3 separate regions of the Homo sapiens genome follow, and regions 1 and 3 are each linked to region 2. A link is a loop called in an ENCODE intact Hi-C map of the cell type or tissue named here. Cell type or tissue: OCI-LY7. All regions are shown on one strand. Links, peaks and the distances in the headings refer to the core of each region. The heading gives the core; the rest is flanking DNA. Region 1 overlaps MTAP (methylthioadenosine phosphorylase). Region 2 holds the start of CDKN2B-AS1 (CDKN2B and CDKN2A antisense cis and trans regulatory RNA 1). Region 3 has its middle 47 kb from the start of CDKN2A-AS1.

Region 1 (10,648 bases), core at 1,373-9,372, 160 kb after region 2:
TTAAAGTGTCTGTGGTCTGGCAGCCGTGACGGGGTAACCACTTTGGATTGCAGGTGCAACTCAACTGTGGGCTCAGAAAGGCCAGGTAAGACACTTAAGAAGTCAATACAAAAATGTTTCATCATCACAGACGTGGAAAATCATATACTTAACACCATATACACATCACCCAGATTCAACAATTTCTTAAATTGTGTCCAACTTGCTTCCTCTATTAGCTTTTTCACAAACACAAATCCCAGGCTTTGACTCAGAGCAGATGCAAATTTCCCCAATGTCTTAAAAAAATTTGTTTTTAAACAGTTGCTTTGTTAGTTTCAGGGTCCAAACAAGGTACTTACCTTGCATTTAATTCCCATGTCTCTAAGAGTAATTCCTGCCTGTAACCCCAACTATATTTTTTCATGCCAGTGACCCACTGAAATAAAGAGCCACTTGTCTTGCTCCATATTTAGGAATCTTTGTTCGCTGCCTCATTTAGATTGTTCTTTTTCCCAGCCGTAATTAATTCTAAAGTGTCTTAGTTCAAGTCTTCTGACAAAACAGTTTTGAATCCATAAGAGAGGCTAAAATTAATCTAGCACCAAGTCACCTGGAAATTTCTTGTCAGAAGTTTTCAGAACAAGCCACTTTCTCTGTGCATTCAATTATTCTAAATTTGAACTGATGAGTAACACAGGGAGGAGGGGACAGCATGGGAGAGATGGGTCAAGGGAAGCCAACAGGGGCAGGTAGATAACATGATGTCCTCTTCCAGGGGTGGGAGGCAGCACTGAGAAATAGTTTCACTGGTTCCGTTTACACAGCTGGCAAGTCTACTGGCCAAAATTAACCTGTTACTTCTAGTTCATCACACACTAAACAGTGGCATTAGCTGGCACCAAGGCCACCTCACTCAGAAATAAGGCCTCAGCGCTCTGGAGGAACAAAAACCCCATCCGAGCTCCTCCCAACCCACTGTCATATGCGCTTTAGGGGAAATGCTAAGTTAACCCCAAAGCAATTCCAGATGGAGTTGAAGAACAGGTCAAATGACTGTTTCAGCCTGTATAAACAGAGGCTTTTCTCTTTTTGAAAGATTAACCAATAAAACGGTGACACGTACTCAACTTCAGCTCTGGCTTTGTTTCAGCCTTTGATGAGTCAAGCATTAGCAACATCCCACTTATAACTATGATATGAACAGGGCCACAAAAGCCTCCAGTGGCTATACTCCAACTGACTTCCACACCATAACACCCGCATTTCATCTACCTCTGCCCATCTCCTGTCTATCCCCACCCATTTGCCTTGGAACCCCCGCCTTTGTTTTGAACTTTTTAACCTTAAGAATAACATGTATTTAAGTTAAGCTTCATGCAACGTTAATATGCACCTGATAATTATTAACTACAGTCTTAATTTCCTCTCATGCATTTTTCTTTCTCAACAAAGCTCCCTAACTACTAGCTATGTGGACTTAAACCAAATTGCCATATCTTTTTGATTCTTCATTTTCCAATCATAAAACATAGTATTCATCCACCTATTTACAAGGATGTTAGGAAGATTAAGTCAACCAAGATGCCCAGATAACTCATAGCAGCTCACAAGTGTGGGTCTGGGCTAGAGACAGAATTGGAGTCGGCACCAGATGGGGCCTCACAACACTCAACCTTGTAAGGTGCAAGCAAAGAGGGTAGCCCTGGGGGAGAAGCAAGGGCTTAAAACCATTTTTGGGCTATACTATCAAGATACCAGAAGGGAAGGTGCAGACGAGAAACACCTCTTATAGTTTGCCCAGCTATTTGTAGTTTTCTGCGTCATCAACTTAACTGTCAATACATTCAGTATTGAAACATTTAATGATCTAAACTTAAATTCCTATAAACAGCAATACACCTGCACAGCATAACAGGATGTGTCATTGTTAATGCTGAATGAAATTCTGACCAAGAGCAATGAGGTTTACAATCACAGCTGAGGGGAGTGGATGATGCCCTCAAAAGAAATTCCAGAATGAAATGTGTATAATTTTAATAGCACCAGTCCTCCTTCTGAAGGTCTCTATCAGATAAATCAGAAGTTTTATAACTCAGCAAGAAGCCTGGAATAAGCCTGCCGATCACACCCCACAAAGTGGGGACTGTTGCCCAATTAAGCCTGCCTGTTCACTTCCAAGTTCTAGCCAAAACAGCTATATTGAAATCATATTTCAATATAGAAATATGATTCTATATTAAGAATCATATTTCTCCCTCATGCTGAATTTTCTGAGTGACATGGAGAAAACACAGGAAATATAGTTTTGTCCCTGGATTCGAATGAATTTTTGTGTGGTCTTGGGCAAATTACTCAGCTTCTTTAAGTTCTTTCTTCGTGAGGTATTAGCAACATCCCTACTGCTATGGTCTGAAGTTTTGTGTCCTCCCAAAATTCCTATGCTGAAATCCAAACTCACAAGATGTGATGGTATTAGGAGATGGAGCCTTTTGGAGGTGATTAGGCAGATCTCTCATGATTGGGATCAGACCCCTTATAAAAGAGATCCCAGAGAGCTAGGTCGCCCTTCTACCACCATGTAAGGACACAATAAGAAGGTGCTATCTGTGAGAAAGTAGGTTCTCACCAGACACCAAATCTGCTGGCAACTTTTTTTGGACTTCCCAGCCTCCAGGACTGTGAGAAATTTCTGTTGCTTAGAAGCTACCCAGTCTATGGTATTCCGTTGTATCAACCTGAACAGACTAAGACACACATATACACCCTTGCTTAAATATAAAAACAAGGCTGCAAAAACCTCCAGTGGCTACCTCCCAATAGACTGCGATGCAATAACATCTCCATTTTAGATTTCAAATAATGGCCCCTCCGAAGATGTCCACATGCTAACCCTTAGAACCTATGAATATATTACTTTAGATGGCAAAGGGGAACTAAGAGAGCAAATGGAATTAAGGTTGCTAACAAGCTGACTTTAAAATAGAAAGGTTATTCTGGATTAACTAGGTGTGCGGCATGTCTTCACATGAGTCCTCACATGTGGAAGACGGAGGCAGAAGAGTCAATGTCAGCATGATGAGAGGTGAGGACTCCATTGCCATTGCTGGCTCTGAAGATGGATGAGGGCCATATGCCAAGGTGAGTGGCAAAGGCAGGGAAAGGGATTCTACCCTAAGCCTCCAGAAAGGAATGCAGCCGTGCTGACAATTTTTCTAGTTTCAGTGAGACCCACGATACACTCCAAACTTACAGAACTAAAAGATAAGGTCTGCTTCTTCCTCTTGCTTTAACCTTTAAAGCCCTCTAGCTAGGCAAGGGGACTAATTTTTATCTCCCCATAGCTTGGGATCCTACTGGAAAACACGGATTTCAGGGACTGGCTTATCTACTGGCTTTACCACTCACTAGCTGTGTGCCTCTGGGAAAGTCACTCTCGTCTCTCTGCACCTCAGTTATATCAGTTTCCTTAAACGGGAGTAATCCCACTTACCTTATAAAGTCCCCGTGAAAACTGAATGAGACAACATGAAGCAAGTGCTTGGCACTTGTCACTATCATTTATGGAAAATATGCTTCTAAACATTTCTTCTGCCAATCCCAAAGTATGACATATTGATGGGCCTCAAATCAAGGGTATCCAACAAATTGCTTAAGGTTGTCAAGCAGGGATATGTGATAAGAAAAGCTAGTAGACAAATAAAAAAAAACAGCCTATGGAAAAGTAAAGGAGACAAAATGATGTGTGCTGGCAGGAAAAATGAGTTCAAGAGAGTGAAAGGAAGAACACTGGCACTTTCAAAGAGAGGGAGAAAAGCCTAGAAATAGACTGACTGGTAGGTTGTTTCTTGAATCAAGACTCTTACATTGGCTTGAAGATAGCTGTTAGTTAATACGTTTCCTTTGAGGAAATGTGGTGTTGCAAACAAGCTGAGGGCAAACACCCATCCCCTGGCAGAAGCAAACACAATCATCGACCTCTGAGGACATTTCAGAATACGGTCTGTATCCACAACAAGCCCCAACATGCAGAATCGTGAGTCAATTAATTTACTGGCAGAGCAGAATAACGGCTGCTCATAAGGAGGACGGTTTAGGGGAAGTGAATCTACCCATCATTTAAAATATATCCCAAGAATCAAACAGCAGCGTGAATAGGCAGTCATGAGAAAAAATTCTGACAGAAACATCAGACTAAGAAGTGGAACAATTCTGTCTCTATAACCAGAAGGAAGTGAGGCTCACACATGTAATCCCAGCACTTTAGGAGGCCAAGGTGGGTGGAACCCTTGAGTTTAGATGTTCAAGATCAGCCCAGGCAACATAGTGAAACCCTGTCTCTACAAAAACATACAAAAAATTAGCTGGGTATGGTGTCACACCCTTGTAGTCCCAGCTACTTGGGGGGCTGAGGTGGCAAGATCACCTGAGCCTGGGAGGTAAAGGCTGCAGTGAGCTGTGGCGCCACTGTACTCCAGCTTGGGCGAGAGTGAGATCTTGTCTCAAAAAAAAGAGAAGTGAAAACTTATGAATTTGGACCAATATCACTAAGATCCTCCCACTGTTCTGGTATCAAGAGTGCCCCTGAGTGCTTGTGGTGGCATGAAAAAGGAGGAAAACCAATGGATGTTTATATCCCAGTCAAGGAAGGCTGCTCAATAAACAGGTACCATAGTTTCCCCTTATTTTCTATTATATTTCATGAGATCATGCTAAACAATAGCACAAAAATAAAAATCCTCACTCTACATAGGTGGTGACAACAACCTCTTTGGGCCTCAGTTTTCTCACCTTTTGTAAAAGGGAAGGATAAGGTAGATAGAAGATGTCTTCTAGAGCTGTGATAATAAGCAGTGCCAGAAACATAGTAAGGGCCTAAGTTTCTTCAAGTATAAACTGGAATAATGACTGCTGTATGCCGTAAGTGGGATTAACTGATTGTGACACCTAATAGGAACTCAAAAACTGGTAGTGTAGGATTTTTAATAAAAGGATGTATGATGGGAAGTTAATAACACAACTAGGTTATGGAACAGAACGTAAGAATGAACCTCATCCAGGGGAATAGTGGACACCACTTCAAGGACAGCTACAGACAAGAGGATGACAAAGAACAGGGACGCAAGTAACTGGGGAAAGGGAAGGTGAAGGAAGGTGAAGAGTTTATGCTTAAGTTTCTGTCTTCTCTATAAAGGTGGAGGTGACATTCTCAGCTAAAGAGTGAGGGAAATGAGTAAGAAGAAGTAAGAACAGTAAGGGTTAAAAACAGCTTACTATTTTTAGCAATGAGAGAAAGAGCTAAACAAAGGCTTCTTGCGTAACTCTTTACCATAAAACGCTTTCTAGTCATCAAGAGGCAGAAAGAGAATGATCAAATACTTGACATCAGAGCATACTCCCAACCTCAGGGCCCAGACACGGGCCTTTATGCTATGACATAAAGTTCTAGGGGAAGCCCAAGGCAGGGCTGGTCTCTGGGAGAAGGAAACAGACTGACATAACTGATCCCTCAGCACTGTGTTTATAGCGGGACTTTCCTGATGAGTAAGAATGCGTGACAAAAGCAAAGTCGAACCTCTCCCAGTTCTACCAAGAAAATAAGTTGAAGAAATAATCTGAAGAGGGGAGGATACCAGAACTTTTAGGAATCAATTCAACACCCTCATTTAGCAGATGAGGACACTAAGTGACAAAGGAATTTCACGGCACAGCCAGGAAAGAATTCTGGATGTCCTCACTTCTAAGCTGAGATTCTTCCACTGCATTCTTTGAGAAGGCATAACCCAAACACAGGCCTTAGGCACAACAGGCCAATATGTTATTAGCCACATTTTATAGAAACTGTTTAGCACCGGGAATCACACTCTGCTTCCTTTAATATTCAGTTTTTGGTCATATTTTTCTCATTGTAAAAAAAAAAAAAATCAATATCTGCAAAACATTCCTGATAAAGAAGACTATTAAAAAAGAAATCTCATCCTTCTCCTTACTGATATGTTTGCAAGTTTCACCTTGAGATATTTCTGACAGTGATAGCAGTTGAGCAAGTCCTACTCATCTGATCCTTTTCTAAAAAATATGTAGCTGGGTGCAGTGGCTCATGCCTATAATCCCAGCACTTTGGGGAGGCCAAAGCAGGAAGACTGCTTGAGGCCAGGAGTTTGAAACCAGCCTGGGCAACATAGTGAGACCCCATCTCCTTAAAAAAAAAAAATTACCAAGCACAGTGGCAGATTCCTGTAATCCTAGCTACTAGACGGGCTGAGGATTGCTTAAGCCCAGGAGGTAGAGGCTACAGTGAGCTGCGATCAGGCCACTGCACTCTACCCCGGGCAACAGAGAAAGATCCTATCTAAAAAAACAACAAAAAAATACAATGTGGGCATCTTTTCAAATAGTTTATAGATCTAGTTGTTTTTCTTAGATTTGCATAATAAATATGGTGTACTGATTTCCTACAATCATCAGGATTAATGGTAAAGAGAAAGAAGAGCAACTGTAGAAATTGCTGGAATCCCCTGTCCATGTATCTTTAATGGCATGGACAGTTAGTAGTTGGGGGTGAAAGAAAGGCCATATCATCAGTTCTGCCATACATACAAATGAATGTGCAAAGGTATCTAACAAGAACTGGGCTAGAAAATGGAGGGCCCATGTACCACAAGTACAGGAGGAGACAACAAAATGCCTCATGACTTGAATAAAGCAGCTGGCAGGGAAACAGTCTTGCTTTGCTCCAATGGCAAAAATCTCATTAAAAACCAATCCTGTGCACCACTTTATAATGCATCATCGAAGTCGAGCTTTACAAGTCCGGTGGGTGTGGGAGGCAGGAAAGAGTCATGCCTTTCTTCTCCATGGCTGATGAATAAAAACTAAGCAAAGGCCCAGTGATGCATAGTCATGCTTCTACATTTCTCTAAGTCTCATTTACTTTGACTCTTTTATGAGGTCTTTTTTCCCCTATTAATAGAAAAACTTGCTTCAGTTTCCCATAAGTGACTCAGTGAGAGCCAGGTGTGCATACATACAAGGGTGTGTACCATAGGAGAGAAGTTCCAAAATTATGAATCTGGGAGTACATATCTTATGAGAGCCTTTTAATGTATAAACAGCCTGATGACATTCTTTTAGGACAGACTAAAGGTCAAATACTTTCCCCAGTTCAAACTGACTGTTTAATCGCTGCAAAGAAGTGGAACAAATCCCACTCCTAACCATCTTTTACCCTCAGTGGCCAAATGACTTGTGGCTCTAACAATGGGGACCTTGTACAAGTTAAAAGAAATGGATTAATCAAACACAATCCAGCAGGAGGCATAGGCACTGAAGAAACCTACTGCAGACAAGCCTCCTAGACAAAGTTCTTGGTATAGATTCTGATTTTCCTATTTTTAATTTTTGGTTTGGGAAGAACACTACACACAGAGCCCAGGGCCTATGGCAAGGAAGCATCAGGAAACTCGTCCCTGTGCAACAAAAACGGGAAAATGAAAAATATAACACATTCTTTTGGAATTTAAGTTCTAGACCAAGATATATGTTGCTTTCTATGGATGCTCTACTCACAAATGAAAGATGATTATTTTCACTTTAATTGCTATGGAATTTACTTGAATGAGAAAGACACAAAGACTGACTGCACATACCCAAACATACTTGAACCCACTGCACTCTCTACCTCTTTTTCCAGGGCAGTCACACCCAGGGCTCCCCTTTTCTTATGCCCAGGCTTTTTAACTTCATCAGCTGTAATGTAGCATGAGAGAGAGAAGAAAAAAAAAGATTTTCAGATAAGAATGACATTTTTCTTAAAAGAGCTTCCAGCATTGTCAGAGTCCTTCAAAAGTATATTTCATTATTAGAGAAGAAATCTAATGTTTCTAAAAACAACCCTAAAAATCAGCCACATGTCTTTCTTAAATCTGAGGTTGGTCCCCCCGCCCTGCTCATGCTGGCACTGAAGGAAAAGAAAATGATGTGCTTTAGCTTGGCCATCTATAAAATAAGAATAGCCGTATTATTAAACAATCTCGCTAGCCTTTGAAGAACACTTTAGGATGAGGATTTTTTTTTTTTTCTGAGACAACGTGCTGACAAACTTACGGCAATAGGCCAATGTGTGTGGTTCTAGGTAAGTCCCTGGAGAGAATACACGGGCAGTGTAGGGAAAAGGAGCCTGGCCAGGCACAGTGGCTCACACTTGCAGTGAGCCGAGATTGCATTACTGCAGTCTAGCCTGGGCAACAGAGTGGGACTGTCTCAAAAAAACAAACAAACAAAAAAAAAAAACAACAAAAGAATGAGAGAGAGAGATGGTGCAATTCAGCCCTCCATTGGGAAGAAAGAACCAACGTGTAGTGGGTAAAGTGATTTGCACAGGGCCAAACAGAGTCAAGATGAAACCTCCTGATTCAATGCTCCTGCCCCAGCTGCCCTGGAATTCTATAATCCACGGGGTGGCTTTACAGGATGTTACAATCCTGTTAAACAAGTTGGGGCTGTGGGTATGACTCTGGGAAACCCCAGGCTAAAAATGGCACAGCCTATTTGTATCTGATGCCATCAGCAAGTGGAGGTAGGAGATGCCCGTCTCAATACACCAAGATTCACTTTACTAAGAAATGTGCTATCAGTAAAACACATAGAGGGCATTAACCACAAGGCATCTTCTGCTATGAGATGTTCAAACACATAATGAATGATATATATGCAAGGCATCTTCTGCTATGAGATGTTCAAACACATAATGAATGATATATGTGCTCAAGCCTGGTTAACTGGAACCCACTCAGCTCAATCAAAGGCAGCAGCACTTAAAAGATGCATCCAACAGCAATATGATGTTAGCCACCTACATAGTTTTAAAATTTCTAGTGGTCACTGAAAAAGTAAAAGAGAAACAGGTAAAATTAACTTTAAAATCTTGTCTAACCTAATATATTCAAAACGTTATCACCCCAAATAAGTAATCAATGTAAAAATTGAGATTTCATGCTAAATTATATTCTCTTAGGGATCCTTCTTTTTTTTTGAGATGGAGTTTCACTCTTGTTGCCTAGGCTGGAGTGCAATGGAGCAATCTCGGTTCACTGTAACCTCTGCCTCCTGGGTTCAAGCAATTCTCCTGCCTCAGCCTTCCGAGTAGCTGGGATTACAGGTGCTCACCACACCTGGCTACTTTTTTTTTGTATTTTTAGTAAAGACGGGGTTTCACCATGTTGACCAGGCTGGTCTCGAACTCCTGACCTCAGGTGATCTGCCTGCCTCAGCCTCCCAAAATGTTGGGATTACAGGCGTGAGCCACTGCACCCTGCCAGGGATCCTTCTTTTAACAGATTCTTTCCTCCTGTTGTTGTAAAGTAGTGTCAACTAGTGGACCCTCCAGCCAGTATGCACACACTCTCAATAATGGCACTCAGTTACTGAGAAGGTTAACACATGCAAGATCCCACAAAAGGCACTTATTAGAGACTTTGAACTTCCAAGGAAACATTAAGAGGGCAGGTTATCCATATGTCTCATAAACAGAAAAATAGTAGAAGATCTTAAGGTTACCTGGCTAAGATAGAATGAAACCAGATCTGATGGCAATACCTGTTTTCTTTCTAGTCTCCATCTTCTGACCCAACTGCTTTCTTGAAAGAGCCAGTATGTGAAACATCTACATTTAAGACATGTGAGTAAAAGATCTGGGAAATGCAACAGCGTATAGTCATACTGTTTAAGTAACAGATTAACCCAAGGCTCAGTGCCCAATTCAGACTTTACAGTATCATCTGTAATACTTTATACATCTGGATCATCCTGAATATGGAGTTTTGTATTCCACTCTATTTAGCAATCATATTATAATCATTTTCTTAAACTATTACCTCCAAACACATGGACGTTGACAGCCATTGAGATTTTGATCAAGATGTCTCCAAAACACAAACTCCAGCCTATCTCTCTATTCAAATGACTATGTTCAAGCCCTCAAAAATTACTGACAGAGCAAAGATGGGCCAGGAACTGTTGTGGGTGTTGGTGATATGGTGCAAACTGGGCAGAAAGTGACTTTGATCTCACATGGCTTAGAGGGAAACAGGTCACAAATATATAATGTCAGGTATAAATACATTATAAGGACATAACTTGGGGTGAGAAATATGTAACCATTTTAGTCTAACCCCATTATTTATTAGGTTGAACCACATGAAACTGCTGATATTCAACCATTTCTGACCTACAGAATGGGCAATTTCAAAACAGTTTCATTCCATCAGGAAACAACCAAGAATGCTTCTGATAGACTGGAAATTATAATGAATCCCTGAAAGGCAGAAGCCACAGTGGCCTGGACTGGACAACCCTCTCTCCCATAGCAGAAGCTCTAGGAGCAGGCTGTGAGTACAGTAAGCTCAGAGATAACTGATGGGAGGAGCAGCATGGACTGAGGTGGTAGGCAGGGTGATTGGATGGGGGATTGTGGAAGGATCCCCAAATGATTTAACTCTGCGCTACTCTCCACTCTCCATCCAGCCCAGGAGGCTCCTGTCTTCACCCAGAGCATTCTGAGAGGCAATTATTTCTACCAGGAATAGGGGAGGGGGTGGCCCTAGTACAGCTGCCCCTAATCTTTTTGGCACCGGGGACTGATTTCATGGAAGATAATTTTTCCACAGAG
Region 2 (10,648 bases), core at 1,137-9,136:
AGAGGGTGACTGTTGTAAAGATGTATATGGCATGGCTCCTCATTCCATCTGAGTTCTGAGTTTCTAAGCTCTATCACCTTTCCTAGGGCACAGAGGCACCCTCTCACCATTCTCAGAATCTCCTGCCAAAGTGCCACCTATAATATTTTCTGAAAAACATTTGATCATCCTCTATTATTTGCTAATCTCTGGACTGCCTTTGATAGTTAGACTTATCACAGTAAGACTATTCCAAAATTAGTAGTTTTTAATATGTTTAAATACCACCATAAACAGAAAGATTTAAGGTCGTCCCCTTTCTAGGGAAGCATACCACTTTATTATACATTTGCTCCCAAGTATGTCTTATGTCTATAAGAATGGTGTTTGCCTCAGTAGTCATTTGAGGACAACAAGTTTAAAACCCCTTCCATTTCAGAAAATTGTTTCTCAATCCTGGCTCCATGTCAGAATCACCCGTGAGGATGTTTTAACATTTAGACTTGTTGATCAGCTCCAGGTCTACAAAATTAGAATCTCTAGGTTTGAGCCCCAATATTCCTGTGGTTGTTATTTAATAATTCTTGCTCATGGTAAACTTTCAAACAGTCCAGAAAGCAAAAAGTAGTAAGCAAAAATCTGAAATTTTTCCCACCCTCATTCTTACTACCCAAAGGTAACCACTATTACAAATATTTAATTATCCTTCCAGAAATATAAGTACATATAATTGCAAACATCTCTCCCCCAGCATGCATATTTGGAAAACATGAATGGGATCATACTATTCTGTCACTTGCTTTCTTTAATTAGCAATAGATCTTTGACAACTTCCATTGTCAGTGCATATAGATGTGCTTCATTATTGTTTATGGATGCACAGTTTTATTATTTTATGAATGAGCCCTAACAACAACAACAACAAAAAAAGTCTCCTCACAAGCATGTCAATCATTTTTCTCTTTCTTGCACTTTGTTTGCTAATACACACTGCTATAAAGAAACATTTCTGCATACTTATACAAGTTATCTGTAGCAATTTATATAGGAGTGAATTGCTTTAGCTGAAGTTACATATCTAAATGTGTCTGTAGGTGTAAAATCTATCCATATATACATATGTATCCATACATAAAATACATATATACATATGTATGTATATATATGTGTACATGTGTATACATCTTCCCATACTTACAGATATGTGTGTACATATGTGTATATAAAGATATGTATTATATATGTTACATACATGAGTTATAGGAATAGAATTGCTGAGTCAAAGGGTGTATATAAGTATATAGATATATACACAAACATATAACATACATATGAACTATATATACTATATAGTATATATGTGTATATATATTTCCATACATTATTTGTGTGTGTCTTTACATACTTAAAATAGTGGAATAGCTGAGTCAAAGGGTACCTATATTCTCATACAGTTTTGACTAGATATTGTAATGCTGCCTTTCAAAACAATTACACCAAGTTGTAATAGTAAGAGTGATTGTTTCCTGACAACTTTGTCAAAGTAGTCTTTTTTCTTTTTGCCACACTTGTGGTTATATGCCATTGTTTCTGTTTACATTTATTAATGAGTAAGATTATCTTTTTATTTTTTACTATTTGCACATATTCTACTATAAACTATTATATCCTTTGCCTTTTTTATTGGATTGTTGTTTTACTGGATTATGTATTTATTTATATAGTCTAGTAATTAATCTTTTGACATATATGATCAAATAATTGTTTTTTATTCTTGCTTATGTTATCTTTTTTCTTATGACTTTGGGGTTTTGAGTTTGAGCATGTGCAATGTTAGGAAAGTTTCTCATGAAATTTGGATAATCAAGAGTTACCTAAGGGATAAAGCTAGTGTCATAGGACATTAAGTTTGGGGAGGAGGAGAACAAGACAAGGGATATTCAGTAAGATTTTTCTCCCCTATCCCTGCCTATGGAATGAATTTGCTGATCTAAAACAGAAAATTATTTACCCCTGTTAAAAAAAACTCAATTAACTCAGGTTTTTAGGCCAGTGGAAGAGAACCCCAAAAACTTCCAATATTCAGTGATTCTGTCTGCATAAGTGACCCACAGATAACTCACTCCCTATTGACCCTGGCCTTTGGGACAACAGAAAAGGCACAAGGCTTGTAACCCAAAGGCCTGCCTGATGATTCCAGCCCTGGCTCTTGCTGGCCATGAAGTGTTCAAGATTTGAGCCTTTCTAGGCCTCATTCTTTCCACCTGTAAAACAGGAGTAATAATCCCAATTTTGAAAGGCCACTGTGAGGATAAAATAAGTAATATAAGTGAAATTACATGCTCAGTTCTTCATTATTAATTTTTTGAAGAGCACATAGCCAATAGTCACTCCGCATTCCAAAAGTATTTGGAATACCACATACCCATTGTTATGCTAGAAAGAGTCATCTTCACCATTGTATTTTGCTGAGACTAATATTAAACTTAGAATTCCCCTGCATACTGCAACTGAAAGAGAACAGGTATTGGGCAGCGGCAGTGGGGGAAACCAAGATGGAATTTAGATGTTCAAACTTTAATATTTACATTTTTTGAACAGAGAGCTTACTATATAATTATCCTTTTATTCAGATGGCATTCCTCTGAAATAAGCAATTACCCTTATCCCTAGGTCTAGTTCCTGTGGAGAGAAAATGATTATACTTTGAGCTATATGGCTCCAATAAACAAAGATAGATCCCTCAATTTAAATTTGATCCTCAGAAAACTGAGGGTCAGAGAACCCCTCAGGCATGACGGGATAATGTGACAGTTAATTTGGTATGTCAACTTGGCTAGGCTGTGGTACCCAGTGTTTGAGTCAAACACCAGTCTAAATATTGCTGTGGAGGTATTTTTTAGATATGATTAACATTTAAGTCAGTAGACTTGAAAAAGCAGATTATCCTCAATAATATGGGTGGTCCTCATCCAAGCAGTTGAAGAGCTTAAGAGAAATGACTGAGGTCCCTCAAGGAAGAAGAAATTCTGCTTCCAGATTGCCTTTGGATTCAAGTCTTGCAACAACAACTCTTCCCTGGGTCTCCAATTTGTCAACCCCCACCATTTTCTGAGACAATTCCTTAAAATAAGTATTTTCTCTCTTTCTCTTTCTCTCTCTCTCTCTCTCTCTCTCCCTCCCTCTCTTTCTCTCCCCCACATATGTGTGTGTAGACATATAATGTACGTATATATAAAATTGTATACACACACAGAGTCATGTGCTGGATAACGATGCTTCAGTCAACCACAGTCACATATTGGTGGTGTCCCATAAGATTATAATGGATGTGAAAAATTCCTATCCCCTAGTGATGTCATAGCTGTCCTAAAGTTGTAGCACAACATACTACCTTTTCTATGTTTAGATGTGTTTAGATATAAAACTACATTTTGTTACAATTATCTACAGTATTCAGTATAGTAACATGTTGTAAAGGTTTGCAGCCTAGGAGCAATAGCCCATACCATACAGCCTAGATGTATAATAGACTATACCACCTAGGTTTGTATATGATGTTTGCACAACAATGAAATCGCCTAAAGATACATGTCTGAGAATGTATCCCTGTTGTTAAGCAACCCCATGACGGTGTGTATATACATATACATATGTGTGGTACTGGCACGCACACACACACAATGGGTTCTGTTTCCCTGGAGAACTGACTGATATAGATAGCGACTTCAAAAGATGTTTAATACGTGCCTTTTCTCCTTTCCCCACCATGCTTTATTGCAACAACTAGTTACATTGTCTAGGCCCAAGAAACCCTCACCGCTCCCACTCCATTCCTCCAGTATCTTTAAATGACACTATGCTGGCATCCGACATCGTTTTTCTTCCAGGATGAACTAACCCTTTCTAAAGCGCCCTTCCTCTGTGGGACAGAAAACCTAATGCCCCCCTACAGAGGCGGAGGCCGGCTGAAGGTGGTGGTAGGAGGGGAATGCTGGGGGCGTGGCATAGGTGCAGAGGAAGACCCATAAAAGGATCTGGTTCCCATAGAGCTGACATTCTACACAACAAACAAGTAAACAAGTACATAAGTAAAATAATCTCTTCGTCCTAAGTGCTATAAAGAAAAAAATCACGGTGGTATGAGGGTGCCTGAAAAGGGAAGCATTTCTGAGGAAGGGCTACTTACTTCAGAAGAGACCTGAAGGAAAAAGAGCTATATTTGCGAAGAGGGAGAAAGAGCAGCCATACTAGACAGAAAGGTGGCATGTGGCCCCAGCACAAAGCACGGTGTTGGGTAAATTCTGAGTGAAATCTACCTACCGGGGAGGTGCATTTGTAAATATCTAGATAGATATTTAGAGTGGCTACGTAAGAGTGATCGCTAAATCTCACTTTTTCCAAAGGGCCCCGTTTTGTCTTGGGTTTGTACCGAGGTCCGGCAGCAACGTCAAGTGATGGGGCGGGGGATGGGGAAAGAGAAGTCTGCCGCTCCTCTAGGCTACCGCACCGCCTTAAGTGGGTGGCTCGGCCAGTGCAGGCCTCACTTTCCTCCCCTGTAAGGTCTGGGGGGCTTGACGTCTGATCTGTAAGGCCCTGTCGGCTCACGCTGTGGTTCCACTTCTTCAACTAGGCCACTAGGCCCAAGCGCATGAACAGGAAGCCACTGAGAAGCGGGCCACATTTCCAGGTTCCCGGAGCTGGGCCTAGTCCCGAATCCTCTGGCACACACCCACCCACTCAGGCCGCGGGTCCAGCCCGCGAGGTTTAGGACGGATCCAGGCAGACCGCAGGCTCCGGGTCGGGGCACCGGGTCAGCGCGCCGGCCTGAAGGCGGCGTCCTGGGCTCGACTTCCCGCGCGCGGAGAGCCGGCGAGCCCGCGTCCGAGTTCCTGGACGAGAGCCGAGCCTCGCTTAGACCGCGCTCAGGACCCGGCTCCTCCGCATTCTCCGGCTGCCCCTGTGTCCTCGACTCACCCCTCCTTTCTGCCGCTCCTTCCTTTCCTTGCCCTGCTTTTACTGTTCCCAAACAGGACCGCTTTTCCTGTCTCCCAGCTGGAAAGGAGGAAGGGAGAGAGTCCAGAAAGGATCGGTGATGTGGAAGAAAAGGGGAGGAGGGGACATGGAGGGGGAGACCGGAGAGAGAACGTACGCCGAGGAGTCAGGCGGCGGGATCAAGGGGAGTCGGGGTGTCTGGGCGCGGGGCAGAGCGTGGAGGCGGCAGCGGCCAACGGTCGCCAAGACAACCATTCTACGCGAGGACGCGGCGACAGGAGGGGAGCGGCCAGCAGGGGAGGGGAGCGCGGGGGAAGAGGAAAGAGGAAGAAGCGCTCAGATGCTCCGCGGCTGTCGTGAAGGTTAAAACCGAAAATAAAAATGGGCTAGACACAAAGGACTCGGTGCTTGTCCCAGCCAGGCGCCCTCGGCGACGCGGGCAGCTGGGAGGGGAATGGGCGCCCGGACCCAGCTGGGACCCCCGGGTGCGACTCCACCTACCTAGTCCGGCGCCAGGCCGGGTCGACAGCTCCGGCAGCGCCAGCGCCGCGCCGTGTCCAGATGTCGCGTCAGAGGCGTGCAGCGGTTTAGTTTAATTTCGCTTGTTTTCCAAATCTAGAAGAGGAGCGGAGCGGCTTTTAGTTCAAAACTGACATTCAGCCTCCTGATTGGCGGATAGAGCAATGAGATGACCTCGCTTTCCTTTCTTCCTTTTTCATTTTTAAATAATCTAGTTTGAAGAATGGAAGACTTTCGACGAGGGGAGCCAGGAATAAAATAAGGGGAATAGGGGAGCGGGGACGCGAGCAGCACCAGAATCCGCGGGAGCGCGGCTGTTCCTGGTAGGGCCGTGTCAGGTGACGGATGTAGCTAGGGGGCGAGCTGCCTGGAGTTGCGTTCCAGGCGTCCGGCCCCTGGGCCGTCACCGCGGGGCGCCCGCGCTGAGGGTGGGAAGATGGTGGTGGGGGTGGGGGCGCACACAGGGCGGGAAAGTGGCGGTAGGCGGGAGGGAGAGGAACGCGGGCCCTGAGCCGCCCGCGCGCGCGCCTCCCTACGGGCGCCTCCGGCAGCCCTTCCCGCGTGCGCAGGGCTCAGAGCCGTTCCGAGATCTTGGAGGTCCGGGTGGGAGTGGGGGTGGGGTGGGGGTGGGGGTGAAGGTGGGGGGCGGGCGCGCTCAGGGAAGGCGGGTGCGCGCCTGCGGGGCGGAGATGGGCAGGGGGCGGTGCGTGGGTCCCAGTCTGCAGTTAAGGGGGCAGGAGTGGCGCTGCTCACCTCTGGTGCCAAAGGGCGGCGCAGCGGCTGCCGAGCTCGGCCCTGGAGGCGGCGAGAACATGGTGCGCAGGTTCTTGGTGACCCTCCGGATTCGGCGCGCGTGCGGCCCGCCGCGAGTGAGGGTTTTCGTGGTTCACATCCCGCGGCTCACGGGGGAGTGGGCAGCGCCAGGGGCGCCCGCCGCTGTGGCCCTCGTGCTGATGCTACTGAGGAGCCAGCGTCTAGGGCAGCAGCCGCTTCCTAGAAGACCAGGTAGGAAAGGCCCTCGAAAAGTCCGGGGCGCATTCGGCACTTGTTTTGTTTGGTGTGATTTCGTAAACAGATAATTCGTCTCTAGCCCAGGCTAGGAGGAGGAGGAGATAACCGCCGGTGGAGGCTTCCCCATTCGGGTTACAACGACTTAGACATGTGGTTCTCGCAGTACCATTGAACCTGGACCTCCCTTCACACAGCCCCTCAATCGTGGGAAACTGAGGCGAACAGAGCTTCTAAACCCACCTCAGAAGTCAGTGAGTCCCGAATATCCTGGGTGGGAATGACTAAGACACACACACACACACACACACACACACACACACACACACACACACAGTAGGAAAGGTGTATTTCAAGCACACTTTCTTTCTCCTTGGGGAGAATTATTGCTAACCATCTAAGTTTTCTGGAGGCGGCCTTTTTTCTCCCCAGCCTCCCGGCGGGGTCACCCTCTCCCACCTTCCAGGAGAGTGGAGGACCCGTGAGATACGGGGCACGCAGGCAGCGACTTCCTGAAATGCTAACAAGGATCGTAGGATCAGTTACTGCTGCGAGGAGCAAGCACTTGCTTCTTGGGGGAGTTTTGCAGCCAACAGGGAAATGGGCTTTCTTTGTGAGTTAGAGGTAGAGGTCCGGCGGCCTGAGTGATTGAAACTGCTCGGGACAATGCTCGTATGTTTAGCAAACGACAGAACTGTAGAACTGTTCCTGAGAAATCCCAACTGATAGTATTTTAGTCATCTCAGACGACAGTTAGCACAGTTTAAAAATGAGGCCTACTTCTTGAAAAACAGAATCCAAGGTAGTTTTGTCCTCACATTGACAAATGTTGACACAGCCAGTGTAATTTCCTATAACCAGGAAAACTGAAAGAATATATGTACAGTTAAAATATGTACAATGCTAATTAAAACTTGTGTAATAAGTCTAAAAGTAATTTAATGAGGCTTCACTTTTATGACCGTCCTTGTGGTATGCTTCGCCAGGAATATATAGCTTCAAAAAGCAAAGGCCAGCGGAGGGGTAATTATTTTTTTACTGCAATGTTAATTGTCTCTTTGACATGGAAATATAAACCTGTTAAAACTATCAGTGTTTAATTTAGTGTCTCAATTTCTATTAGCAAAAATTTATAATCTATAGGATAAATGCACATTTTATTTTTTACTTTTCATATTATGCAAGTTAATTTTTTTAATTTAGTCAAAGGAGCTTATAAAGGATTTCAGGGCCTGTTGCTGGATTTGATTTTAATTCATTTTGAAACATTGACAAGACCCTGGTTGTTGTTTTTTTTAACAGTGGTTTATCCGTATCAGCAAAAGTTTAGCCACTGTGACCGGTAACTGTATGAATATAGTTCTTAATATTATTGTCTATATAAAAATATTTATTACTCTAGTTAATATTATTCTATATAAAATCATTTTGTTTAAATTATTAAGTTGCCTCTGAAAATCTGTAGTAACAAAGTAGAACATGTCAATGTATATAAATGCCATAATTATGTATTTTTTAGTTTAGGCCTATAAAACATAACATTGTGGTGATTTTAAGTTAGAGAAAATATTTTATAGTATGTTAATGTATATGCATGAAATGCAAAAATATTTAAATGATAGGTTCATTGAAATAGATCATTTTTTGTTATTTAGGTATAAATCAATTTTCAGGACGTATGTGAAAAGCGCAATCTTCAGGAAGTTTCTCAAGATAGAACACAGCTTGGATAGAATGTCTTGAAATATATGCAATTTTCCAATTTCATATGTAAAATGATATACATAATATAAAATCTAGCGGTGTTAATTATAATGATATGTAATTATATATTTCACATTAATATATTTTATGCCCATGGCTATATTGATTTGGGAATATATATGGATACTAATTATGTTAGGATTCATACAATTCCTTGAGAGGCACAAGTGCTAAAAATTACTTGTATGAATTATTTAATATCATTGCAAATAAGATGTTATTTTAACTTTTTTTAAGTTTCTGCAAATATGTTTATTATGACTTTTTATTTTTATATGATTGGAAATACATATACTAAAATTCCACGTTACCAGTTTCTTAACCACAGAAACCTGAAAAATTGCCATAGTTGATTTGTTACTTCTACCTTGGTGCATTTACAAAATAGTCATATTTTTATTATGAAGTTAAATATTCATTTGTTTATAGCTACTTCAGAAGGCTCAGGTTATTTTTTTCTTTAATAGCACAGAGTCCTCTCAAGGTAAGCACTGTGCAGTTAGTATAAACCATTATTCCCCATGTGTACATGATTCACAGTTTGTATTGTGTTCCAAGTGAACCATAGCCCTTTCAGAAATCAAGACTTATATTCATTTTACTTCTTTGAGTACTCTTGAATTTTAGAAAGTCCATTATGATCCTAAGGTAGCAACAACATAGCCTATTACCGTCTATGATGGTTTACAGATCTATTATTCCACGTTAGTTCATCACTATCAACTACCATGATAGAGTTAAGCTAAACCATTTTCCCAACATATGAAAAACTCCTATTACTAAAGTGATACAAATGGTATCAAAAATACTTTTTTATAGCAAGGTTCAACAGTGGGCCCAGTGCTTTTACACTTTTTCAAAAGTCCTTGGAGAAACAGAGAAAATCTCACTTGCCTTCTGTACTAAAACATTCTAGGCCGAACTAAAACTGAAACTTCATAGTAGAACACTGTAGGCCAGGGGTGTTCAATCTTTTACCTTCCCTGGGCCACATAGGAAGAAGAAGAATTGTCTTGGGACACACATTAAATACACTAACACTAACAATAGCTGATGAGCTTAAAAAAAAAAAAAAACTCATGATACTTTAAGAAAGTGTATGAATTTGTGTTGGGCAGCATTCAAAACCATCCTGGGCTGCATGTGACCCTCGGGCCCACAGGTTGGACAAGCTTGCCCTAGCTCCTCCATCTGCTGCAAAGCCCAGCCTGATACAAAAACCAACGTGATAAAAAGTTTTTGTGGTGCTTTATTTTGGCAGTTTAAGTTATATAAACAATGGGTACAGTTTCATTTTCTAAATATAAAATTTTTACATTGAATATGAATTTTTAAGACAAATTATCTGAATTCTGATTCTCATATACCTAACTACTAATATCTTCTCTATTTGTTGCCCAATGAGATTAATCCACCTCTTAAACACTTCACCATCAAGAAAAACAATTTTGTATTTTAAAATGAACCCATCCACTTTCATTCAGCTATTTTATATTCAGGCATCATCCTAAGGAAAGAAAGGTTCTGACAAAGATTAATACAGATGGATAAGTAGTAGCAAGAAATCAAAAACTGCATAAAATTCTAGCAATAAAGTGTTAAATTATGGTACAGTTACATTCTGGATCATCAGGTATCTGAAGAATATTTCATAGACTGTTAAATGATTGCATTATAAAGTCAGGTTTTTTTAAAGCAAGATTCCAAACAGTAAACAGTTTCTCTCTCTCTCTCTCTCTCTCTCTCTCTCTCTCTCTCTCACCAAATTAGTTATAATGGTTTCCGCAGGATGAGAGGGGTTGGGAAAAAGTTTGGTGATATTTATTTTCTTCGTTTCACTTTTGAGTTTTCCAAAGTGCTATGACCATCATCAGTAAAATATACATTTCCAAAGCCTTTGACACACGGTAACAGTCCTACACAGTGGATGAACTAAGAGCTTCTCTACCCTTAGATGGGTAGGGAGGGAGGAAAGACAAGGAAACTGAGTTGTTTAAGTGTCATACACGAGAACGTGGCTTTAAGGTCTGGGAAAACCTGCGAGGGCTGTGACGTCAGACTGTGAAATGCACGCTATGTCCATTCACCAAGACGTTCCATTTTAAAACCCATAAATCCGTAGCTATACCTGTTTCCAAGGTGCCTCGTGTTAGGCCTCTGGTCACAGCACTTGGCGCCCTTCTTGGGATCTCTTCTCTCCGCCCCCACTACCCCACCCCACAAGCACACTCTAGTCCCCTCCAATCAATTTCAGGCAGGTCTCGCCGCCTCCGGAGCCACGCTGGGGGTGCAAGGGCCCTGGACCCGAAAGAGCGCCCGCCCGGCGACAAGAGATGAGATGCACGCTGCTCCTCCACTCCTCAGCCCCCACCATCCTCCTCCT
Region 3 (10,648 bases), core at 1,813-9,812, 76 kb after region 2:
GAGACATAAGAACATGCAATTCTTTGCCCATATGCCCCCATGGGTATTGTAATCCCAATTGGGGCTGACCCAGTGAACTGTGGTGGCCCATACAGGGTAGCCACCAAGGTCAGTCATGTGTATTGCATTTGCAAATTTTTGGGGTGCCTCCATAATGGAGTCATGTTCTCCCTTAGACAGGGTTTGTCCCAGTATGACTGAGAGATCCCTCCAAGTGAGTTCAAATGTTAAGCCCAGTTTATGGAACCCTTTGATGCATTTGTCAGGATCCTCCATAAACTTCCCTAGTTCTGTTTTAATTTGACTCAGGTCTTGCATATTAAATGGAGTCTGAACTCTAGTAGGTCAACTAACTTCTTGAAGGGAGCATAACTTGAGGGGGTGGTGTCCAGAGGATGGCCCTGGGTAGGGAAGGGAAGGCTCCAGGGCCAGGAGACTTGGATATAATGGGGCCAAAGGGTAGGGTTTGAGCTAAGCTCCACTCTTGGTTCCTCCAGGGCTTGAGCCCTGGGTAAACCCAATGAGGGGTCTCCCGAACCAACCAGATGGGGCAGCATGATTATGGCTGCTATCATCACTGGATCAATTTTACAAGCCCAACAAAGGTCTGGGTTGTTTCTTAGGGCCTGTACATAGGGGATTTCTGTCTATTTTCCCTGCTAGTGGCAAAACAGATCTAGCTGATAGAGCATATTAAAAATTTAAAATTTATGCTTCCACTTTCTGGTCAAGATTCCTGCTCCTGGAGCTTGTATTAAAACCAGGCTGTGATACAGAAAAATATTAGCCTTTTCCTTTTCAGGGTTTTGGGGTCAAACTTTCAGTTCTTGAGGATGCATCCAAAGGGTTTGTACTGTAGTAGGGAGATGTGATTACCCATCTGTGAAGATACAACAAAGGAGAAAAAAAGGAAAAAGAAGGTATCTCCTTTTATTTCCCTATTATCCTTTCCTGAACAGGGCATCCCCCATTCATCCTTAGGGTTCCAGAATGAACCTGTCTTACTGGGTACCCAAACCTGTGTCCCATCTCATCACAATTACCCACTTGAGAACAGAGGAAATACCCAAGTGAACAGGGGTCCCCTATTTATCCTTGGAGTTTCAGAATAAACCGGTCTTACCAGGTACCCCTAAGCTTGCCTTCATCTCTGTTCTAATGGTAATCTGTTCTGTGCCTGTGGCCTGTGACCAGCCTTTATCTCTCTCTGTCCTATGGGTACTTTGTCTCTTGCACCTGCAGCCTTGGGCTGGCCTATATCCTTATCTCCATGATCTTATAGTGACTCTTACTCACAGCATTCTGGCAACAAAATGATTACCTCTTTTTTTTTTATAATCCATTTCCCATGTTCTTTAAGTAGATGAGAAGCTTGTTTTTCAGCCAACTGCTGCAAGAGGCTGCACTTCCCTCCCTTTAAATATGACCTTGAGAGTCCTTAAGCACATTGAGGAGGGTATGGAAGTGATTAGAGGAATGGAGAAAATTTTGTATTAGAGGTTCCCTGTCCTCCTGGGGTAATATCCAGAAGAAATGCTTGAGTAGACAGGACAACCCCTCTGCTATAGGAGAAAGTGGGAGGAAGCATGAGGAATACTGACGGAAAACCTTCATATGCTCACATAAACAGCAGCCCTGGGATTCAAAACAGCAATGTTTATTTGCCCTCTTGACATAAAGAGGAATCTTTGGAGAACTCGGAGCTTGGGATAAGAGCCCACAAATGGCAAAGGAAGAATTTTCTCTCCTCCCAAAGGGGGTGCTAACTCAAAAAAAGCAAGTAGGTGAGATCCTTAAAGAACCACAGAGTGATGTCCTATGCAGCCATAAAAACTGCTTCAAAAGCCACCAAAAACTTGACCCTGGAGCATAACAGGGATGAAAAGTGTATGGTAAGTCATAAGGAGCTGGAAGAACTGGGGTTCTAATTAGTGTCTATCCTGGCAATGAGCCAATGGACATCTGCAAGGGAGCCTGTTTCTCTGCTGCTGTACAAATGCAACAAGAGCCATGGGTGAACGAATAACAGGGAGTGTGTGTTTAACGTAGAGAAGGAAGTTGCGTGGCATACAAAGTGAAAGAAGAGAGACAGACTTGCCCCTGAGGTAGACAGTGTGGTGGGCACACAAGGCCGTTTCAGAACACACACAGAGAAAACAGGAGAATAGGTGGTGTGGGTTTTGGGGAAAAAGACAATTGTATTTGAAAAAGCAGAGGAAATTGCAGACATTGCACAGTGTTAGGCTTTAGCCCTACCACTCTCATGAGCCTCCTGTCTAGGAGGGCCATTAGTATTTCAGGTCTACATGGTGTGGACTCCAAGGTCCTTCCTACCCCTGTAAGCCACCGGTCAGGGTAAGCTGAGAGATCAGCCAGCGGGTGCAGAGCCACTGTGGCTGAGAGTAATAGTTCTGGGAATTGGTTGGAAGGCAGGAGAGTGAAAGGGGAGAAGAAAACTGTGTACAGATCTCCTTCTTCTCCAGCCAAAGAAGGAGAGGCATAGAGATTTCTTACCACTGGGGAACGTATCCAAGCCATGTGGCATCAAAGTATGTTAGCAGCAGTGAATCTGTATGGGTCTGCAAGAACTTGTTTCTTGCCTCTTCAAAGGAAAGAATTTGTCTGAGGGGCATAAGCGAGAGTGAGAGACCAAGGCAAGTTTTTGAGCAGAAGTAAGAGTTTATTAAAAACTCTTAGAGCAGGAATGAAAGAAAGTAAAGTAACTTGGAAGAGGGCCAAGTTGGCAACCTGAGAAATCCAAGTGCCCTGTTTGACCTTTGACTTGGGGTTTTATATGTTGGCATGCTTCTGGAGTTTTGTGTCTCTCCACTCTTGATTTTTCCTTGGGGTGGGCCATCCACATGCACAGTGGCCTGCCAGCACTTGTGAGCGGCCACATGCACAGTGTATTTACTGAAGTTGTGTGCATGCTCACTTGAGGCGTTTTTCCCTTGCCAGTCAAGTGTTCCTAGAGGAACTGGTCATACACCAGTTAAACTCTGCCATTTTGCCTCTTAGTGCATGCTTGAGACTGCTTGCTCAGCTCCTTATTGGGAAGCTGTTGGCCACCGGCTTCAAGTGTTTTCCATATATTGGGAGACTGCCTTTCTCTGGCACTGACTGCAACCAATTATTATTTTAAAAAGACTGCTTAACAACTACCTGACCATCACCTAATGGTTGCCTGACATTACTGGTGGGGGATGGGCTTTTCTTCTGATGTTCATGTCTGCCTAACTACCTACTCCAACACTCCCACCTCAGCCTCCTGAGTAGTTGGGACTGCAGGCTTGTGCCACCATGCCTGGCTAATTGTTATTATTATGTTTATTTTTAATAGAGATGAGGTTTCCCTATGTTGTCCAGGCTGGTCTCAAACTCCTGAGCTCAAGCCATCTGCCCTCTTCAGCCTCACAAAGTGCTAGGATTACAGGTGTGAGCCACTGCTTCTGGCCAGAAGTCTTTAAGAGAGGCATATTTTGATTTATTGAGTCTCTTGTAAGGCTCTGCATGATAATCAAAATCTACATTCCATTGTTCTTGAGGAATTCAGAATTTCTTCTTTTCCAATCCACTTCATAAATGAACAGTTTTGTCTAGGTTAAAACTTTCTTACAATGACCACTGTATTTCTATATTATCTTTGAACTTCAAATTAACAACCTAATGATGCACCTCAGGGAGCTAGAAAAGAGAACAAAACAAAACCAAATTTAGTAGAAAGAAAGAAATAATAAAGATCAGAGCAGAAGTAAATGAAATTGAGAGTAAAAAATACAAAATATCAACAAAAAGGTTTTTTTGAAAAAATAAATTAACAAACCTTTACCTAAACTAAGAACAAAAGAGAAAAGACCCATGTAAATAAAATCAGAAACAAAAAGGGAGAGTTAACAAATGAGACCACAGAAATACAAAGAATCATTAAAAACAATTATGGACAACTTTTTCCAAAAGAAACCACAAGTTTCTTTTGGAAAATCTAAAAGACATTGATAAATTACTGAACACATACAACTTACTAAGATTGAATCATAAAGAAAAAAATAACTTGAACAAACAAGTAATGAGATCAAAGCTGTAATAAAAAGTCTCCCATTAAAGAAAAGCCTAGGACCTGATTGCATCAATGCTTAATTCTGTCAAACTTTTAAAGAAAAAACTCAAACTCTTCCAAAAAAAATGGGAGAAGTGGTAATACTTCCAAACTCTTTCTACAAGGTCAGCATTACCTTGATACCAAAATTGGACAAAGACACAGAAAAAAAGAGTGTTAGGCCAATATTTCTGGTGAACATAGTTGTAAAAATCCTCAACAAAATGCTAGCAAACCAAATTCAACAACACATTAAAAAGATCATTTAGCATGATCAAGTGGGATTTATCCAAGGGATAAATATTTCCAGATTAATACACAATTTCTGGCTTCCAAGGCATGTTTACCACTTAATAATTATTTAATCAAGTTTGACCATATTGTTTGCTCAGAAAGCCTGGATCATGCAGAAAGGTGAAAATATCCATAGAGAATTGTTTCCCAATAGCCCCTTTCGAGTGGGCTATTGGAAGGTAAGTGGATAATGGGTTTGCATAATTGCACTTTTTTGTTGGTAAAATCTGGGAAAATAAAAATTTTACAGTCTTTCCTTAAAGAAAGTCCTCCAAACTAAGTAAGTTTCAGGTCACATAAAACCTGAATTTGCCCATGCTCACAACTGTGCCTGCAATTGTTTATGGTTGAGGGAAAAAAACATGTTAAAAAAGCGTCACGCAGTGGCCAAGGAAAATCTCTTTTCATTGCTCTAATGGAATTACAGCTCTCCCTCCTGCTTATCTTACAGTCTTCTTAGGTGGGCACTGTTTATTTATACTCTCACAGCTCTCTCTGGTCATGGGCTAATTTTTTCTTGATCCTCATTGCTATGTTCAGAATATACTCCCTCCTTTCTAAAAGACACCAGCCACTCCCATTCTGTAATTCAACTCATTTCTCTATGATTTTCGCTCTTGAGCTTAGTCTCCTTATCTATAAATCTACTCTAGTCTAATTCCTTAACCCATTTCCTGTTTGCCCCAAGAATATTCTTGTTCTCTTGTCTCTAATCCTAATGTAATATCATATACATTTCTGTTACATTAGGATTAGAGACAAGTTCTGTTTAGAAATAACTCCATGAAGAATTTTTATATTTTATTTTCACATTGAAAAATCAGTCAGATTTGCTTCAGCCTCAAAGAGTGTGTTTACGTAAAATTCAGTGAGTGCTGGCAGCAAGCCACACTTTTTTTTTCTAAACAGGAAATGGGTTAATATACACGTTGATGAACATTCTCTGGCTTATTTCCTGTAAACCCGCTTCTCTGACTAACTTGTGCTCTTTGACCACCACCACTTTATTACTCCACCTTGACCTCTAAGCTATGATTCTATCACCTTGTCAGTGTATTTCACCCACTTTATGTCATCACTCCACTCCTTACCCAGCTAAAATGCTTATGGTCACATAGTCAATTATCAAAGGATAGTAATCATTCCTTTGCATACACCCTTGAACCTCACAGTGTTTTATACATGGCAAAACCAAAACCCTGGTTAAATCCAACTCTCTTGCTAGTCCACATCTGAACCCAGGGATCCAAAAGTGGTTTACAAATATCTTCTCTTAACCTCACTTCCACCTGCAAATTACCATCTGTTTTTTTGCTCCTTTTATAGAAAAAGAAAAAATGCAAGAGCCTTAAAGCAGAAGTCTAAATTTTTATGAATGAAGTTAAATTATTTTTTCAGAGTATCTTCAAAATAATCTGGTAAGGTAGGGACAGAGGGAGTGGGGAAGTAGATGAACAACATTGGCTATCAGTTAAAAACAATTGAATGTGGGTGATGGGTTTCATTTTTTGTTAATTCATATTTTTATATGCTTGAAATCTTCCCTGATAAAAATTTCAAGTGTCTGTAATTGCTGTCTCCAATTTCCTCTCTTTCAGCTACAAACCCACTAACCAAGATTTTACTTTAAACACTCTGCTGAAACTATTGTTCATCCTAGTCACAATAATATTTATATTGCTAAATTGAATGCTCAATTCTTAGTTCTCACTTTTTCCTATCAATAGTGTTTGATGGACCATCAAACTATGCTTTCCTATGTCACACCTTGGTGATCAATTTGTGCTTCCCTTTCTTCAAGTGGATTCTAGTACAGGTATCATTTTATTAGTCTGTTCTCACGCTGCTAATAAAGACACCCCCAAGACTGGGTAATTTATAAAGGGAAGAGTTAATTGACTCACAGTTCACATGGTTGAAGAGGCCTCACAATCATGGCAGAAGGCAAAGAGGAGCAAAGACACATCTTACCTGGCAGCAGGCAAAGAGGGCATGTGCAGGGGAACTCCCCTTTATAAAACCATCAGATCTTGTGAGATTTATTCACTATCACGAGAACAGCACGAGAAAGACCCACCTCCATGATTCAATTACCTGCCACCAGGTCCCTTCCATGACATGTGGGGATTATTGGGGCTAAAATACAAATGAGATTTGGGCGAGGATGCAGCGAAACCACATCAATCACAATTTTTTTTTAATTTCAATAGTTTTTGGGGGTACAGATGGTTTTTGGTTAAATGGGTAAGTTCTTTAGTGCTAATTTCTGAAATTTTAGTGTGCCTGTCACCCAAGCAGTTTATACTGTACCCAATATTCTCTTATCCCTTAACCCCTCCAAACCTCCCCCATCGAGCCCCCAAAGTCCATTAATCACTCTTTTTTTTTTTTTTTTTTTTTTTTTGAGACGGAGTCTCGTTCTGTCGCCCAGGCTGGAGTGCAGTGGCGGGATCTCTGCTCACTGCAAGCTCCGCCTCCCGGGTTCACGCCATTCTCCTGCCTCAGCCTCCCAAGTAGCTGGGACTACAGGCGCCCGCCACTACGCCCGGCTAATTTTTTGTATTTTTAGTAGAGACGGGGTTTCACCGTTTTAGCCGGGATGGTCTCGATCTCCTGACCTCGTGATCCGCCCGCCTCGGCCTCCCAAAGTGCTGGGATTACAGGCGGAGCCACCGCGCCCGGCCCATTAATCACTCTTATGCCTTTGCATCCTTATAGCTAAGTTCCACTTGTAAGTGAAAACATACAATATTGGGTTTTCCATTCCTGAGTTACTTCACTTACAATAATGACCTCCAGCTCTATCCAAGTTGCCGCAAAAGACATTATTATTGTTCCTTTTTATAGCTCAGTAGTATTCCATGGCATATACATATATACCATATTTTTATTATCAACTCGGTCGATGGGCACTTAGATTGGTTCCATATTCTTGCATTTGCTAATTGTGCTGCTATAAACATACATGTACATGTGTCTTTTTTATATGACTTCTTTTCCTTTGGGTAGATACTCAGTAGTGGGATTACTGGATTGAATGGTAGTTCTACTTTTAGTTCTTTAAGGAATCTGCATATTACTTTCTATAGTGGTGGTACTAATTTACATTCCCACTAGCAATGTAAAGATGTTCCCTTTGCACCACATCCATGCCAACATCTATTGCTTTTTGACTTTTTAATTATGGCCATTCCTGCAGGAGTAAGCTGGTAACTCTTTGTGGTTTAATTTGCATTTCCCTGATGATTAGTGACAAGCATCACAATTTCTTAGTCTTCCTTTTTCCTCACCAGTTGCTCCCTTCTAGTCTCCTTTGCTGATTTCTTCTCTTTTCCTTGACCTACTAACATTGCAGTACCCAGGGTAGGCCTTGCTTTCGTCTCTGCTCTGCATTCCTTAGTGATCTCTTTCAACCTTGTGCCATCTAATGGCTGAAAATGCCTCTGTTATGTGGACCACTCAGAAATTTATATCTTTAGCTGAGACCTCTCTCCAGAATTCAAGACTTTTATGTACAACTGCCTACCTGACATCTCCACTTGGGTATTAAATAGGCTTCTAAAAGTTAACAACTGGACTCTTTGTATTTCCCCTGAGTGCTGCTCCACCCAAAGCCTTCCTCATTCAGTTTATGGCAACATCTTTCCAATAGTTTAGATTAAAAGTCTTGGATTATTCTTGGTTCCTTTATTATTCCCTCAAAACCTACATTCAATCCTTTGGTAAATCTTATAGCTCTACTTTCAAAATAATTCTAGATTCTGACCTTTTTTCTTCACCTTGACTTCTATCACACTAGTCTGGGCCAACTCTATTTCTCACCTAAATAACAACAATATCCTCCGTATTCATTTCCTCGGGCTGCCGTAACAAAGTACTGCAAGTTGGGGGACTTTTAGCAACAGATTTTTTTTTCTTTCACAGTTCTGGAGGATAGAAGTCCAAAATAAAGGTGTTAGCAGTGCCTTGCTCTCTACGAAGGATCCAGGAGCGATGTAGGTTCTTCTTTTCTAGATCTGGTACATCTAGTGTCAGTGACATCAGGGATTTCTTGGCTTGTAGATGCAACATTTCAATCTATGTGTCCACCTTCACATGGATTTTTTTTTTCCTGTGTTTGTGTCCAGATGTCTCATTCCTTTTTTTGAGATGGATTCTCACTGTCACCCAGGCTGGAGTGCAGTGGCATGATCTCGGCTCACTGCAACCTCCATCTCCTGGGTTCAAGTGATTCTCCTGACTCAGCCTCTGGAGTAGCTAGGATTACAAGTGCCTGCCACCATGCCCAGCTAATTTTTGTATTTCTAGTAGAGATGGGGTTTCACCATATTGGCCAGGCCTGTCTCGAACTCCTGACATCAAGTGATCCACCCGTCTCGGCCTCCTAAAGTGCTGGGATTTCAGACGTGAGCCACCATGCCCAGCTAAAATGTCTCATTTCTTATAAGTAAACCAATCATTAGATTAGGGTCCACCTCAACCCGGTATGACCTCATCTTAACTGATTACATCTGCAAAGAACCTATTTCCAAATGAGGCCACATTCAGTTTCCAGGTATACATGAATTTTGGAGGGAAGCTATTCAACCAAGTACAAACTTTTAACTAGGTTATTTTCCTTCCTTCCCTCCCTCCTTCCTTCCTTCCTTCCTTCCTTCCTTCCTTCCTTCCTTTCCTTCCTCCCTCCCTCCCTCCCTCCCTCTCTCTCCTTCTCTCTGTCTTTCGAAACACAGTCGTGCCTTGTCACTGAGGCTGGAGTGCTGTGGTGTCATCACAGTTCAACCTCAACCTCCTGGACTCAAGTGATCCTTCCATCTCAGCCTCTCAAATAGCTGGGACTACAGGCACATATCATCATACTTGGCTAATTTTTGTATTTTTTTGTAGAGACATAGAGGGTTTGTCTATGTTGCCCAGACTGGTCTCAGACTCCTGGGCTCAAGTGATCCTCCTGTGTCGGCCTCCCAAAGTGTTGGGATTACAGATGTGAGCTGCCATGCTGGGCTGCTCCGCTTTTTAAAAAATTGTTATCTTACAGTATATTCTCAACACCATAGTCTGAGTTATCTTTTAAAGTGCAAGTCAGATTATATCACTCCTCTTTATACTTATTGAAATAAGTATACTCAGAGTAAAATTCTAAAACTTATGTGGAGTTACCATATAGCCCAGTAATTCCACTCCTAGGTTCTCACTCAAGAGAAATGAAAAATATACCTATGCCAAAACTTGTACAAGAAGGTTTATAACAGAATTATTTGTAACAGCCAAAAAGTGGAAACAATCCAGGTGACAAATGAATAAACAAAATGCGGTATAACCATAAAATGAAATATCATTCAGCCATGAAAAGGAACAAAGTGGCCAGGCACGGGTGGCTGACACCTGTAATCCCAGCACTTTGGGAGGCCGAGGTGGGTGGATCATGAGGTCAGGAGATTGAGACCATCCTGGCTAACATGGTGAAACCCCATCTCTACTAAAAATACAAAAAAAAATTAGCCGGGCGTGGTGGCGGGTGCCTGTAGTCCCAGCTACACAAGAGGCTGAGGCAGGAGAATGGCATGAACCCAGGAGGCAGAGGTGGAGCTTGCAGTGAGCCAAGATCCCACCACTGCACTCCAGGCTGGGTGAGAGGGCAAGACTCTGCCGAAAGAAAAGAAAGAAAGGAAAGAAAGAAAGAAAGAAAGAAAGAAAGGAAGGAAGGAAGGAAGGAAGGAAGGAAGGAAGGAAGGAAGGAAGGAAGGAAGGAAAGAAAACAAAGTATTGATATGTGCTACACTATGGATGTACCTTGAGAACGTTATGTCAGATGGAAGAAGCCAGACACAGAAGGCCATATATTATATGACTCTTTTCATATAAAATGTCCAAAATAGGCAATTTCTTTTTTTTTCTATTTTTCCATTTTATTTACCATATTATCTATATGATTCCCAGGGATACCATTTGTTTATTATTTTTTTTTTATTATTATACTTTAAGTTCCAGGGTACATGTGCACAATGTGCAGGTTTGTTACATATGTGTACATGTGCCATGTTGGTGTGTGCTGCACCCATTAACTCATCATTTACATTAGGTATGTCTCCAAATGCTAACCCTCCCCCCACCCCCACCCCATGAGAGGCCCCGGTGTGTGATGTTCCCCTTCCTGTGGCCAAGAGTTGTCATTGCTCAATTCCCACCTATGAGTGAGAACACGCGGTGTTTGGTTTTCTGTCCTTGTGATAGTTTGCTGAGAATGATGGTTTCCAG

Evidence for each region. A loop is a pair of places that touch in the nucleus more often than their neighbours do. Peaks named below come from ENCODE experiments on the same cell type or tissue, not always from the same donor. Only the 100,000 strongest peaks of a DNase experiment are listed, where the experiment ranks them.
Region 1: it touches region 2 in a loop (2.1-fold over the local background); 4 of 110 quality-filtered maps call a loop at or near these places.
Region 3: it touches region 2 in a loop (2.4-fold over the local background); 7 of 110 quality-filtered maps call a loop at or near these places.

The regions. Positions count from the first base shown.
Region 1 is chr9:21,827,041-21,837,688 of GRCh38, reverse strand. All of the region lies in intron 4 of MTAP (methylthioadenosine phosphorylase), which reads right to left. Among named protein-coding and RNA genes, the nearest start is that of MTAP, 30 kb to the right of the region's middle. RefSeq lists enhancers at 3,992-4,131, 4,381-5,580, 5,448-5,757. In OCI-LY7, for the core only: no CTCF peak of the experiment used is centred there; DNase peaks (open chromatin) are centred at 4,138 and 4,438; H3K27ac peaks cover 2,330 bases.
Region 2 is chr9:21,989,989-22,000,636 of GRCh38, reverse strand. It overlaps CDKN2B-AS1 (CDKN2B and CDKN2A antisense cis and trans regulatory RNA 1), which reads right to left and starts at 5,846. Exons shown (of 19, transcript NR_003529.4): 1 at 5,476-5,846. LOC124902130 (a long non-coding RNA gene) reads left to right here and starts at 6,609. Exons shown (of 2, transcript XR_007061436.1): 1 at 6,609-6,751; 2 at 8,157-10,648. It also overlaps a transcript of CDKN2A not described here. RefSeq lists silencers at 5,393-5,592, 5,913-6,172 and an enhancer at 10,599-10,648. In OCI-LY7, for the core only: CTCF peaks have their summits at 4,753 and 5,735; DNase peaks (open chromatin) are centred at 5,286, 5,566, 5,926, 6,226 and 4 weaker places; H3K4me3 peaks cover 5,579 bases; H3K27ac peaks cover 4,373 bases.
Region 3 is chr9:21,914,496-21,925,143 of GRCh38, reverse strand. It overlaps a transcript of MTAP not described here. Among named protein-coding and RNA genes, the nearest start is that of CDKN2A-AS1, 47 kb to the left of the region's middle. In OCI-LY7, for the core only: no CTCF peak of the experiment used is centred there; a DNase peak (open chromatin) is centred at 5,303; H3K4me3 peaks cover 1,161 bases; H3K27ac peaks cover 1,174 bases.